Regions from separate parts of the Mus musculus genome. Here region 1 is linked to region 2. The links are chromatin contacts, found by Hi-C or POLR2A ChIA-PET in ENCODE. All regions are on one chromosome and are shown on one strand. Each heading gives the region's core, a stretch centred on a gene start or an enhancer-like site at or near the end of the contact. The rest is flanking DNA. Distances are from core to core; before and after follow the strand shown. Region 1 has its middle 10 kb from the start of Gm32141. Region 2 has its middle 14 kb from the start of Cpsf6.

Region 1 (7,646 bases), core at 4,395-6,894, 42 kb before region 2:
CCGGACAGGCAGAATGGCTCAGCAGGCCCCATTCACCCAATATGGCCCAAAAGGATTCTGGCTAATTTTAAGATTTATTCAATCAATTATAGACTTAGAGGATAATCGAGCATTCTTTGTTTCTCTTGGCAAAGTCCTGATTTGCAAAGTCCTATTTGGCAAGAGAAAGGCTGAATTCTTTCTTTCTTTCCTTCTTTCTTTCTTTCTTTCTTTCTTTCTTTCTTTCTTTCTTTCTTTCCTCCTTCCTTCCTTCCTTCCTTCCTTCCTTCCTTTCTTTCTTTCTTTCTTTTCTTCCTTTTTTTCGAAATAAAATTGTTTTAGTAACAAAATATAGATTGCATGAACAACCGCAAAGTCCCTTCAGGTCAAAACGATGTGCCCTGGTGTGGAGCAGGTAGGAAGAAGGACAGACCTGAGCTTCAGAGTCAGACAGAGGAGTCTCACTGGATGCATCCCGCTCAGACTGCAAGGAGACGGTCACAGACTATGGGCTGGCTCTCTGGGGCCTAGTTTCCTTCACCACAGTGAGTGGAGATCGGAATACCTACCTGGTGGCCTGTGGTAAGGGCTCAGTGAGGGTGAGACATTTCTAGCATGATCCTCACACATGGTCTTCACAAAGACTCCGGGCAGCTTGTCCTGAGTGTGTCTCTAAGAAGCTCCTAAGAGACAATTAGAGATGCAGTTGACCCATTGCCATGGTCCCTATATGATGTCTAGCTTAAACAGCCTCTTGAGAATTTTGGGGTTTTTTTTGGAGACAGGTTTTCATACAGCCCAGACCCACCTCACTGTGCATCTGGGAAGACCATGACCTCCTGGCCCTCCTGACCTCACTTTCCAAATGCTGGGGTTCCATGTGTGTACCTCCTCCGTGCACGGCTTTATGCAGCTCTGGGGATGAGACCCAGTGCTTTGCAAAAGACACAACAGCCTTCTACTAACTGAGCCACTTCCTTGCAGTTCATTTTATGAAGGAAATAAGAGAAGTCAAGGAGAAAACATTAGGCTGACATTTTCACGGTGCTGGGGCCAGCTGCCTTGGGGCCCTGCTTTCAATAGCTGCCCACAGAACAAATGTCTACAGAGCACATATTTATTTTAGAATTAGGTTGGGTGATAGGGAAAGTACAGTGAAAAATAATCAGACTCTCCCACCCCCACCCCAAGAGTGCACAGCCCAGGACTGTAGAGAGGGCTCAGGGGTTAAGAGCACTTGCTGTTTTGCAGAGGACCCAGGCTTGGGTCTTAGCACCCATGTGACAACTTCCAATCATAGGAACTCCATTTCAAGAGGATATGATGCCCTCTTCTGGCCTCCTCGGGTACTGCACACACGTGATGCACATGAACACATACAAACATGCACATATACATAGAAAGAAAGAAAGAAAGAAAGAAAGAAAGAAAGAAAGAAAGGAAGAAAGAAAGAAAGAAAGAAAGAAAGAAAGAAAGAAAGAAAGAAAGAAGAAAGAAAGAAAGAAAGAAAGAAAGAAAGAAAGAAAGAAAGAAAGAAAGTGAAGAAAGTGAAGAAGTTTCATAGTTCACTGAGAGAGACAGAAAGACATGCAGGGAATTAAAATGCAGGCGAGTGTGATGGATGTTGAATGGAAGGAGGAACAAGGTATATGTCCCTGAGGCTAGCAGCTTCCATGGCCTCATATTTACTTTAGGTGAGCAGAGACACTAGATTGATTGATTGATTGATTGATTGATTGATTTTGGTGCTTTACCTGTATGTGTATCTGTGTCAAGCTGTCAGATCCCCTGGATCTGGAACTACAGGCAGTTGTGAGGTGACCTATGAGTGCTGGGAATTGAACCTGAATCCTTTGGAAGAGCAGCCAGAGTTCTGAACCACTGAGCCATCTCCCCAGCCCCCTACCCCTCCAAAAGTATGCTTTCTTTTTGAATTTACTTTTTGACAGAAAAATATAAAGGCAGGATGGTGGTAACCTGCCTGTTACCCCAACATTCAGAAATCTGAAGTAAAGGGATTGTAATTTGAGGCCAATCTGGGCTAAATATGGAGTTTCTGGAAAGCCTGAACTATAGGGCAAGACTTTGTCTCAAACTAAATCAATAAATAACTAATAAATAAACACAATGAGTCCCAGTATATCTACTTACCATTTTAAAAATATAGGATTGGAGAGATGGCTCAGCAGGTACAATGCTGGTTATACGAGCACGGGGATCCTAGTTCAATGCCTGAACCTATCTAAAAAGGCAGACTTGGTGGCAGGTTTGTAATCCCAGAGCTGGGGAACCAGACACAAGTAGATCCCATGGCTTGCTGGCCAACCAACCTAGCTTAATGGGTGTGTTCTGGTCAAGAGAGAGAGCCTTCTCAAAACATAGTTCCTGAGGAATGACAAGTAGGTTTGCCCTCTGTCCTACACACACACAGACGCACACAGATGCACACAGACACACACACATAGACACATGAACAGATACACACACAGACAGACACACATACACACACACAGATACACAGATACACATGCAGACAGACACACACATACATACACACACAGACAGACAGACACACACACATAGACACATGAACAGATACACACACAGACACACATACACACACACAGATACACAGATACACATGCAGACAGACACAGACACACACATACATACACACATACATACACACATACACACACACACACAGACACACACACAGATACACAGATACACATGCAGACAGACACACAGATACATACACACACAGACACACAGATACACACACAGACAGACACAGACACACAGATACATACACACACAGACACACAGATACACACACACACACAGACACAGACATACACATTCATACACACACAGATACACACAGACACACACACAGACACACACAGACACAGACACACAGGAATATATGCAGTCACATGCACAACTGTACCCTCATGTAAACATGAACATAAGCATACATACGCAAATAATAACAATAATAAAACAAATTATAGGCTGCTGATGTAGCATGGTGGCAGAGTCTGGTATGTATAAGGCCCTGGGTTCAAGCCTTAGCAAAGGTAAACCAACATGCATATATGTGCATACACACACACATACTATGGCTTGAAAATGGGTAGTAGTTTCCAAAGACCACTGTGTTAAAGGTTTAGACTCCAGGAAAGTATTATTGAGAAGTGGGGAAACTGTGAGGAGGTGAGGTTTCATAAAACCTTCGGTCCTTGGGTCACTAGAAACATGTCTTTGAAGGGGACTCTGGGACCCCAATATCTCAGTGTCTTTCAGATGTAGGAGGATGGCCTTGCCACATCTTTTCAGAGCCGCAAAGATTAAGGCCATCTGGTTCTAGGCTACCTACCACTTGTAGAGCTATAAGCAAAAATAAACCTTTCCTCTTTGTAAGTCGATTGTCTCAGGCATTTCGTTACAGTAACATGAAGCCCTCTGATATACCTACTATTCGAAGAGAGTTGAAATCTCCTGTGTAGCCTCCTTCCTCATTTATGCCTTTATATTTCCACTGCATAGGTCTCTGTCTTGTGTAAACAGTCATTTTGGAGCAAAACAAATTTCAATTTAACAAAGACTTCGTTTGTGGACATTTATTTAACTGGCTGACATTGCTTAACATTGAAGAGACTAGCCGAAAGTCAATGCCAGTCAAGGCTGGGAAGACGTTTCCCACGGTGCTCGAGTTTCGCTTCTGTTGAAATTATTAACCGACTGCTTTGGAATTTTTGAAACGTCACTTTTCTGCTAAGACCGGGTATAGATTTTTCTGAACTTCCCAAGTTCTTAGGAGAAACACTAGTATTTTTAAGTTCTTATGTAATGAATTCGATGATTTATTCACTGTAAATATCACCCTGCTCTTCGCTTCCAGGACTTCTGCTGACGGGGCGGCTGTTGCATAAGCACCCCGTAAAAAGGCCCTGTGGAAACGGGCCTGTGATAAAGAGAATGTTATTTCAGTAACTCGCTGCAGGACTCCTGGGACCAATTTATGTCTCTAGTTACATAAGCAGTCCGGTTTGCTGCGATCCTTGGACCACCACCGTGGGCACCTGGAAGGGCTGCTGTGAGCGCATAAAAGCCAGCTCAGCTGGACACCAGGCTTAGAGATGGCTGCCCACGGGGCTGGATGGAAATGTAAAGGCCAAGTGGAAATTACAAACCCAACCGTGAGAGGCAGCCAGAGGGGGCTGGGAGTGGGGACGAGGGCGCTATTTTAGGTCTAATGAGAGGAGAATTTGAAGCAGAAAGGGCAGGACACATTTGGACAGTAGGTGGCGCAATATCGTCCTCGTGTTGCTAAGAATTAGACCTGGAGGTGATGAGAGGAGTCAGGTAATCCAGGAGCAAACTCAATAGACAATTGCCGTGGAATGCATACATTTACACACACACACACACACACACACACACACACACACACACACACACACACACACACAGAGAGATATGCTTAGAAACCTGTGGATAGAAGTAACAACCCTACTGTAAAACTTGAATGCATTAATGCTCTCAGTGTAATTGTCCCCTATCCCTCCACGATGTTCCCCGGAAGTGCTCTGTCTACTCAACAATGGACCAAAGTGCTGACTGAGTGCATCACATCCCAGACACTTGCTGTTGACACAGGAGAGTCCTGTGCTCCAGGTCCTCTCTGAAGGGTGTGCCCTTTAACGGAGAGAGGACCTCATTCTTGGTGCAGCCACCATGCCATGGAAAACAGATGCCCATAGCCGGGGAAACCTGGCTGGCTTGAGGACCGCCCTGGCTTTGTTCTGGAATGGGTGGAGGTTTGCTTCAGCAAGAGTTTGGGTTCTTCTACTTGAGATGCTGGCGATACGGAAGAATCCAGAGAGGACAGAGGGAGTTTGGGAGAACAAGGCTTGCCCTTCTGGGACAGATGGCCAAAGGCCAGCCACAGCAAGGAGATTTGATCCAGTGTTAGACCTGCCGCTCAAAGGCTAAACAGAGCGTGGGACCCCTAACGGCAGAACCTGGACTAAATGGTAGGTAACCAGGCATCTTGTGAAAACGCAGAGTGGGTGAGCCAGGTAGTTCAATTTTAAACTGAAGCAAGGAGCTCAAGAACTAGACGTGTCCTCAGAGAGAAGCGAGTGTTTAGCAGTTCCTGGAGTATCTAAAGGAGGCCGATGCAGAGCAGAACAACGTGGATTATTCAAGAGATCTAGAAAAGGAAGGTGTCAGCATAGTGCCGCGTGTGTGCGTGCAGCAGCATCACCAGAGAGCTGGGCCGGCGCCACATTCTGGGCTCTTGTAACTGTATTAGCCTTGTGCACTATGCACAGAGCAGACGGAAAACTGCCCCGAGGACTTGAAATTAATCTGTGTGGAATAAACATATTACACTGGATGCTCACAGGTACACGGTCAGTTCAGATAGGTAAGGCAGGCAGTACAGAGGCCAGCAAGATCAGAACTGGGGGAGGGCATCAACAAATCCAGAAAATATGAATCCAGTGTGGGGACGCGGACCTGCCCTTCCCCTTTGCTTGTATGTCACAAAAACTGCACGTTTCCTGATCACAGAGACACCCTCTTCCGACCTCAGCTTGCGGTGAGGACGTGGACTACCACACGGTGGCGCTGCCGTCTAATCGTTTGTCTCTTAGGTCATCCCGTTTGTCGTGATGGCCACCACGTGTGCGTTGACCGCCTCTTCTTCTTGTTAGCTTACAGGCTAAACGAGATCTGGGAGCCACCATGAAAGGGAGAATTCTCCCTGATGGAGTCGCAAGATTCCGGCCCTCGTCGCAGTGACATTTTTCTCTCATTGGTATGCGTGCTCTTCAGTCCCTCGGGACATTTCAATGATAGAGGTCAGCACAATCAACAAAGTCATATACTGTCACTGCTGAGGTCAGATTCCGGGCCACGGGAAGGCCTTCGGGTCATTTTTATTTACTCTGTCTCTTTGTTAGCGCAGAATTCTGAAGCTCTTACTGAGCTGACCCTGGTTGAGAGCATCGTGGCTTGACTTCCTCTTCTGCCCAGTCTTGCAGCTGATCCTGAGGGTACTCTTTAATAAGCACACTGAAAACAAGTCTGAAGCACCGCCATTATTTGAGAGAATGAAGTCAACACTCAAAGAGAAGCGGAAACCAGAGAGAGAGAGGCTGGGCACAGTCAACCGGAGAGCCAACTCTAATGCAGGCTTCCTGTGGTTTGACTTGTAACAACCAGATGGTTCACGTTTGAAAATATTCTGTCTCCAGGCTGGTTTGAGCCGGCTCTTTAAACAGATAAGAGGCGTCTGAACACACTGTATGGGCTATTCTTAAATATTAGTTTAAAGGATCCCTCGATTTAGACAGCTTGTTGAAATTCTTGTCTGATAGCACATACAAGCTACTTGAACATTCTGCATTTTGATTTCTTTTATTTTCTTTAAACTTTTTTATTATTAATTAACTTACTCATCTGTGTTGAGCCAGGGTCTCAAGTACCCCAGGCTGGCCTTGGACTTTCTATATAGCTGAGGATGGCCTGGATCTTCGGATCCTCCTGCGTGCTGGGATTACCGGCACGTGCGACCATACCTGCTTTCTGGAGAATAGGGAATTGAGCTGTGGACTTTGCACAAATTTAGCAAGCACTCTGCCAGCTCCCCCAACCCCAACCCCAACCCCTCACCCCAGCCTTGCTTGGTTTCTTCAGTGCTGAATTAACACTAGCAAGGACCTACTTCATGGCACTATTGGACGAATTAGATGAAGAAATACACGCAGGTTGCCTGGAACAGGGCTGGACACATTAGGAACCTCTTCAAGTTATTGGCTCCAGGTTCAGGTCACCCGTTACCTGGGACTTTCTAAGAAATACCTTTGCTGCTCTGAGGATTGGTAAAATCATGGCAAAAGATGACCAAGAACTCGTCTGGAGTTCCAGGAGGCGAATGCCTAAGGGAGCGAACTCAGTAGCAAGACCGAGGGACTCTGGCACAGGGGGGAGCCTAGGTCTCCTCAAGCTGTCCTTGGGCGGTGCTGCCAGCACCATATGCAAACAAGGTTCTGTCTTCACCAAAGCTGACTCTCCCCACCCTCACCCCCAAGTAGTACATTTCTGCAACATTGGCTAAACAAAAAAGGGCAACGAGAATGCACCTGCCAACCGCTAGCCTGAGGTTTCCGTTGAGCAGCGTTTATGGGGCAGTATATTATAGAGCAGGATTTTTTAATAAGCTATTTTTAAATAATAAATGAATATAGATTGTATAAAATCCCGTTGATGAGGTTGCTGTGAGGACAGCAGTCCTCCAAACCCCCCACCCCCTTAGGTTCTACGCCAACAATCATGATGCCATAAACAATTCCATTACTCCTTATTTATGTACTGTATCCAGTCTTGGTGTTTGTGTTGTGTTGTGTTGTGTTGTGTTGTGTTGATTTTTGGCTTTGGTTTTGTGTTGAGACAGGGGCTTTCTATGTAGTCCTGGAAGTCACCATGTAGCCCAGGCTGGCCTTGAACTCACAGAGATCCATCTGCCTCTGCCTTCCAAGTGCTAGGATTAAAGACCAAAAAAGATTTTGTAATGACGAGTTAATCATAAATCCTTTACAATTCATTCGTTGACTTAAAACATGAAATTTTAAGTTTCCTCTAGTTAATTCCTC
Region 2 (7,290 bases), core at 19-2,518:
TGGCTGTCTTCAGAAACACCAGAAGAGGGCATCAGATCTGTTTACAGATGGTTGTGAGCCACCATGTGGTTGCTGGGATTTGAACTCAGGACCTCTGGAAGAGCAGTCAGTGCTCTTAATTGCTGAGCCATCTCTCCAGCCCACAATGACTTTTTTTTTTCATCTTAAGTTTTTTCATGTGTTTAAACAGTTTTTTGAGAAAGATACACCGATGGCTTCTTTCTTATTTATGACTTTTTTCTCCTAAATTCTCTTTGACTTACTGTTGGTATAGCTGAGCTATTTCCATTTTACCTGGTATGTGCTTGCTACACCTTTTTTTGTACCCAGTCCTCTCCCCTTTAGTGTTGAAATGAAGCACTGGCATGCTACCTAGGCTGGCTGTGGGAGCCTCTTGCACCAATGCCCTAAGTTACTGGGAACAACAGTGTGCCACTGAGCGCCCCCCCCCCGCCCCCCAGGAACCTGTTAAGTGTGTGTTTTGTTTTTTGGAGCTAAGGTTTCTCTGTGTAGCCCTGGCTGTCCTAGAACTCACTCTGTAGACCAGGCTGGCCTTGAACTCACAGAGATTCACCTGCCTCTGCCTCCCATGTGCTAGGATTAAAGATTCTCACCCCTGTCTTTATTGATGTGAAGGCTGTATATTATGTCTGTAACAACCAGTGTATAGCTTAGTTCTATTTATTCTGCCATCTTCAGCATATTGGTGTTTGTGTACATGTTTTGTTATAACTCTGTTGTGTAACATTCAAGGCAGTAAAAGGGATTGAGGGGATCAAAACTTTTATCTCTATTTATTAAAACGGTAAAAATAGTCTCTGAACCAGGCGAGGTAGAGGTGGTGCACGCCTTTACGCCCACCACTCGGGAGGCAGAGGCAGGTGAATCTCTGGGAGTTCAAGGTCAGCCTGGTCTACAGAGTGAGTTCCAGGACAGCAAAGGCTACACGGAGAAACGGTCTCGAAAACCGAAAAAGAAAAAGAACGTAACTACTTCGACAACAACAACACAGCAAAAAAACATATTCTCAGTATGCTCTTAGCAGAATTCTAAGCGTGTCGAGCTCCTCTCTTCAGCTATAGATGTGCTCTGGGGCTACGCCCCCCACCCCACTTCCCTCCACCCTCGCGCAGGGGGAGCCATCTGAATCTCCTAACCTCCTCAGTTTCCTGAGTCTTATAAGTTTGGTCGCTTTCCTGAATTTCCTAACTTTACTTCTGTGTGTCAGGAGCCTCCCTCCTCCCTCAAGGAGCCAACGTTTCAACTCAGAGGAAACAGGGTTTGAAGTTGATCGTGAGCAGAGTGATGCAGGAATTTTACTCCCTTAGGTTCTCCGCACGGCCGGGTCATGTGACCCGGGCCTTGCAACCCCCCCCCCTCGCTCCCCCCCCCCCGCCCTCCGCCCACTTTCTCCCCTCACAGTTACTTGATGACTTGAGGACACTCTTTGTCCCTGCAGGCTCCTTGGCGGTGGTTGCTCGTCCTGCAGCGTTTCGTCATCTTCCGTTTACTTTCTTTTAGACATGACATAGATCTTCCTAAGTGGTTACGTCATCGTCAAAGTCTCCTCTAGTTCACCCCACGGACAGGACCGTTTGCTTCCTGCCAGCTTTTGGCTGACATAACTTCCGAGGGATTTTCAAAGCAACATCCACACTCTGCTCAAGGGTTATCAGTTCTCTGAACACATAGTTTGTAATTTGAGTTGATGCTTGCGAAGCACTTACCTCAGGGACCGGTATAAATTGCTTTGTACTCAATAATTGTTGGCTCTTTTCCATCCCCTTGTCACCAATAAATACTCCACTTGAGGGAGGTGTTTTTATCTCTCTATTATTTCCCCCCCCCCCCCCCCCCCCCCCCGTTCAAACAGGTCAACTGCGGTTAAGCAGCTCTTGCTTAAAGCAGCACAGCTGGGAAGTGAGTGTGGCGACTCCTGCCTGTCGCCTTAGGTCGTTGGCTGAGAGAAGATTACTTCAGCCCAAGAGTTAAAAATCAGTCCGGAACAGAAAATGTAGTACATTTACACAGCAGAGTACTACTCAGTTATTAAAAACAATGGATTTATGAAATTCTTGGACAAATGGATGTATCTGGAGGATATCATCCTTAGTGAGGTAACCCAATCACAAAAGAAGTCATTAGATATGCACTCACTCATAAGTGGATATTAGCCCAGAAACAGAACACCCAAGATACAATTTGCAAAACACAAGAAAATCAAGAAGAGGGAAGACCAATGGGTGGATACTTCATTCCTCCTTAAGATAGGAAACAAAATACCCATGGAAGGAGTTACAGAGACAAAGTTTGGAGCTAAGACGAAAGGATGGACTATACAGAGACTACCCCACCCAGGGATCCATCCCATAATCAGCCACCAAACCCAGACACTATTGCATATGCCAGAAAGATTTTGCTGAAGGGACCCTGTTACAAGCTGTCTTGTATGAGTCTATGCCAGTGCCTGGCAAATACAGAAGTGGATGCTCACAGTCATCTATAAGATGGAACACAGGGCCCCCAATGGAGAAGCTAGAGAAAGCACCCAAGGAGCTGAAGGGGTCTGCAACCCTATAGGTGGAACAACAATATGAACTAACCAGTACCCCCAGATCTCGTGTCTCTACCTGCATGTATAGCAGAAGATGGCCTAGTTGGCCATCATTGGGAAGAGAGGCCCCTTGGTCTTGCAAACTTTATATGCCCCAGTACAGGGGAATGCCAGGGCCAAGAAGCAGGAGTGAGTGGGTAGGGAAGCAGGGTGGAGGGAGGGTATAGGGTACTTTTGGGATAGCATTAAAGAAAATATCTAATAAAAAAAGAAAGAAAGAAAGAAATCAGTCTGGAAAACACAGTGAAACCTGCGTTCAAAAATAAATAAATGAAAACAAAACAACCCCCGCCCTCCAGGAAGAGCAGCAGAGGAGTACCTCAAAGCAAGGTGTAACCCACATCTTTGCACACCAGATCTCCCTGAGTCATAATGGAATCTTATTGACATAGTGGTCCAGACCAAGCTAACATTACAGTAAAATACTTACAGAATAGTAAAGTGAACAAATTCTTTTATCATTTATTTTTTCCCAAAGACTTATTTATTTATTATATATAAATACACTGTAGCTGTCTTCAGACACACCAGAAGAGGGCATCAGACCCCATTACAGATGGTTGTGAGCCACCATGTGGTTGCTGGGAATGGAACTCAGGACTTCTGGAAGAATAGTTGGTGCTCTTAACCACTGAGCCATCTCTCCAGCCCCCCCCCCCTTTTTTTTTTATCATTTCTATGTGGTTTTAGTAATTATATATGTTGAGGGAGAAAATATACAATATGGTTTTGTTTTAGTATTTCATTGCTGTGAAGAGATACCATGATCGTGGCAACTCTTATAAAGGCAAAAACATTATTTGGGGCTGGCTTTCAGTTCAGAGGCTTAGTCCGTTATCGTCATGGTGAGAAGCATGAGCTGACCTGGTGCTGGAGAGGAAGCTAAGAGTTCTACATCTGGATGTCTAGGCAGCAGGAAGAGAGAGACACAGTAGGCTTGTCTTAACTTCTGAGACCTTAAAGCCCACACCACTGACACACTTCCTCCAACAAGGCTACACCTGTTCCATCAAGGCCACACCTCCTAATAGTGACACACCTCTGGGGGCCATTTTCATTGAAACCACCAGATTGCGTCCTATTAATTTACCCAAAGTGCACCAAGTCCCTCCTCCCTCCTCCCTCCCCCATCCCCTTCTCCTCCTCCCTCTCCAGCTGTCCTTCCTTCTCTCCCAGATCGCCCTGGCCGATCCCAGATCGCTTATCCCCCATCTCTTCTCAGCTGGATATTTTCTCTCTCTTGTAGACAATGCCTACCCCCCATCGTGGAACAGCCATTGTGGCCAGTTTATTACCGCGTCTGTCACATACAACAATTAAACGAGTTTTCTACAGAATAGTATTTATAACTGCTCCCTCTACCCCCCCCCCCCTTCGAGACAGGGTTTCCCTGTATAGCCCTGGCTGTCCTGGAACTCACTCTGTAGACCAGGCTGACCTCGAACTCAGAATTCTGCCTGCCTCTGCCTCCCAAGTGCTGGGATTACAGGCATGCGCCACCACTGCCCGGGTGTTCCCGGTATCTTAAACATTGTTTCTCCTCCACCCAGTCCTAGTGCCGCGGATGAGCTGAGCATCTGCAGCTCACACTATGTCCCTGCTGTGGACAGAGTGTTCCTCTGAGCACTCCCTCAGATCAGCTGTGCCTGCTTGTTAGAGCCTTACCAGCAGTGACCCACGGACTATTTGCATCCCCTCAGGCAAGGGGGAGGGGATGGCCCAATGGACTCTCACCCGGGACTCCAGCCACTCCTATTCTATTTGAATGTGATTCTTCTGCCTTAGGGTCTCAGGAGGTGCCACCGTGCTTCTCAACCTTTGGGCCCTGACTGCTTTGGGGGCTGCACCCTTCAGTGGGGATCGAATATCAGAGATCCTGCCTATCAGATATTCACATCATGATTCATAACAGTAGAAAAATTACAGTTATGAAGTAGCGGTGAAAATAATTTTACAGGTGGGGTCACCACCATGTGAGGAACTGTATTAAAGAGGGGCAGCGTTGGGGAACGTGAGGACCACTGTACCGCCGTACGTAAGTTCCGGAGGTTGATTTAAAGGGGCCCAAAGAGCTATGGGGATCCGGTCAGGACTTTCCAATGCCTCTACTTTAGGGTCCCTCACACTTCTGCCATTAAGCCCTCCCTCATGGTCTGTATGTAAACCCATTAACATCAGGCTGAGCATCAGTGAATTGTACTTTGGCTTGTTGGTGAAGAAGGGTAAATATTGTCTATACCTTCTCGGGGAAGAAATTCTCACAGCAAACACGGGAGCTGCGGGAGTCAGCCCAGCAGCTGGGTTAATAATCATGGCAACCGCTCCTACCTGAGATTCCCAACAACAGTTCACACATGCGCACGCGGGCGCGCGCGCATGCACACACACACACACACACACACACACACACGCACACGCACACGCACACGCACACGCACACGCACACGCACACGCACACACACACATTGTAGTCTCCTTTTCTTGTTATCTTGCTATCTCCACTATTCTCTCCTGCTTTCCTAACCCTTGCCATGTTCCTTTTGTTTTTTTAGATTTATTTATTTTATGTATATAAGTACACTGTTTTTCTCTTCAGACACACCAGAAGAGGGCATTGGATCCCATTACAGGTGGTTGTGAGCCACTATGTGGTTGTTGGAAATTGAATCTTAACCACTGAGCCATTTCTCCATTCCCAGTCTCTCTCTCTCTCTCTCTCTCTCTCTCTCTCTCTCTCTCTTTCCTTTAGACTCTTCCAGGTGGTACAATAATATGACTATGTGAAAGAGTCACCTTAAGAGGCTTGTGCTGGCGAGGGAGCCTAGAGGCCAGCATTAGCCTTGAAATGCTGAGTGGTGTCACAGAGAGCCATTTGTCCCTTCCTCCAGAGGTAACAGGAATGACTCCTTTTGGCAGATAGGAACAAGTTTCATGAATTCCTGAGGAATTCAGGCTTTTATCTAACCACTGTAATTCTACAGTCCAGTTTAAGATCTGGATATCAGTTTAATATTTCTGGATATTTGGATGACCTGTGAGACCTAAGAACAATACATTGAATTTATAGTAGATTATGTAAAATACATGGAATGACACTATAATGGTGAATAATCACAGTAAAGGTTTGTGGACTATAAATATGGCATCAGAAAATAACCAAGGAATTTTTGGTTGGTTGGTTGGTTGGTTGGTTGGTTTGGCTTGGTTTTGTCTAAGACGGGGCCTTACTGTGTATCTCTGACTGGCCTGGGTCCCAACTTGTAGACCAGTCTGGCTTTGAATTCACAGCAGTCTATCTGTCTCTGCTCCTGAGTACTGGATTTAAGGTCTGCCCATGAGCTGTTCTTAAATTCCTAAGACCTATTATTTTTTATTGTTTATAGTTAATAACAATAACAAAGGTAAAGAAATAAAAGACTAAAAAACAAACAAAGAAAACAAATGACAGGGGCTTAGGTATCCTTGTGAAAAGACACAGAAGTGTTGAGTGGGGTGATTGTGTAGGGATTAGATGAACACACCCATCACAGCTGTAGGCAGTCATGATGGGCCTTGAAGCCCAGAGTGCAAACCTGGTTAAAGAGGAGCCTCATTAGAAGAGACAGCAGCCATGCACAGCATGACAGGGGCCTGGAGGGAAAGAGCCTCCAATTCCCTTCAGTTCCGAGGAATGAAGAGGAGTTTATTGCTCCTACAGATTTGAAGGGAGGACGTTTGCCCACCTTGTGACCTAGCCTAGGTGCCAGAAGTTACAAGGCAGAAAGGCACTAGGTGGAAATAAAGTTATCATTCACCAGACAATGGTAGCACACACGTTTAATGCTCACACCTGGGGTGCAGAGGCAGATGTATCTCTTGAGTTCAAAGCCAGCCTGGTCTACAGAGTGAGTTCCAGGACAGCCAGGGCTACACAGAGAAACCCTGCCTTGAAAAAAACAAAAAATAAAGTTATAATTCAAGGTTGTCTTGGGTCTGGAAGTTCTGGAAACCAGTTTACTTTAGTTTCAGGAACTGTCCCAGTTTGACCAACATGGAAGAGCATTACAAGGTGGTGTGAACGTGCCTGTCAGGAAGGTAGCCTAAGGAGGAACTCCTAAGAATTAGAAGAGTGTAAGTAGGGGCTGAAGAGATGGCTCAGTGGTTAAGAGCACTAGCTGCTCTTCCAGAGGACCTGAGTTCAATTCCCAGCAACCAACCACATGGTAGCTCACAACCATCTGTAATGAGATCTGATGCCCTCTTCTGGTGTGTCTGAGGACAGCTACAGTTGCTCATATGCACTAAATAAATAAATAATTGTGATGGTTTGTATATTCTTGGACCAGGGAGTGGCACCATTTGGAGGTGTGGTCTTGTTGGAATAGGTGTGACTCGGTTGGAGTAAGTGTGTCATTGTGGGTGTGGGCTTAATACTCTCATACTAGGTGCCTGGAAGTCAGTCTTCCACTAGCAGCCTTTGGATGAAGACATAGAACTCTCAGCTCTGCCTGCTCCATGCCTGCCTGGATGCTGCCATGCTCCCACCTTGATGATAATAGACTGAACCTCTGAACCTGTAAGCCAGCCCCAATTATATGTTTTTGTTTTTTTTTTTTTTTTAATAAGACTTACCTTGGTCATGGTGTCTGTTCACAGCGGTAAAACCCTGACTAATACAATAATCTTTTAAAGAAAGA

Evidence for each region. A loop is a pair of places that touch in the nucleus more often than their neighbours do. ChIA-PET counts read pairs that join two places held with the same protein, here RNA polymerase II (POLR2A).
Region 1: a map of v-Abl transformed pro-B cells shows a loop between it and region 2 (2.3-fold over the local background). The contact joins two enhancer-like sites. A Hi-C loop is called at or near these places in 2 of 37 maps with a recorded cell type or tissue (gastrocnemius and v-Abl transformed pro-B cells). POLR2A ChIA-PET finds 5 or more read pairs at or near these places in 1 of 5 experiments (Patski).

What each region holds. Positions count from the first base shown.
Region 1 is chr10:117,433,554-117,441,199 of GRCm38, reverse strand. No RefSeq gene overlaps it. Among named protein-coding and RNA genes, the nearest start is that of Gm32141, 10 kb to the left of the region's middle. Within about 2 kb of position 5,644, at least 3 of the 3 ENCODE cell types and tissues checked have a DNase peak (open chromatin) inside an H3K27ac peak, as active enhancers do.
Region 2 is chr10:117,387,654-117,394,943 of GRCm38, reverse strand. No RefSeq gene overlaps it. Among named protein-coding and RNA genes, the nearest start is that of Cpsf6, 14 kb to the right of the region's middle. Within about 2 kb of position 1,268, at least 1 of the 3 ENCODE cell types and tissues checked has a DNase peak (open chromatin) inside an H3K27ac peak, as active enhancers do.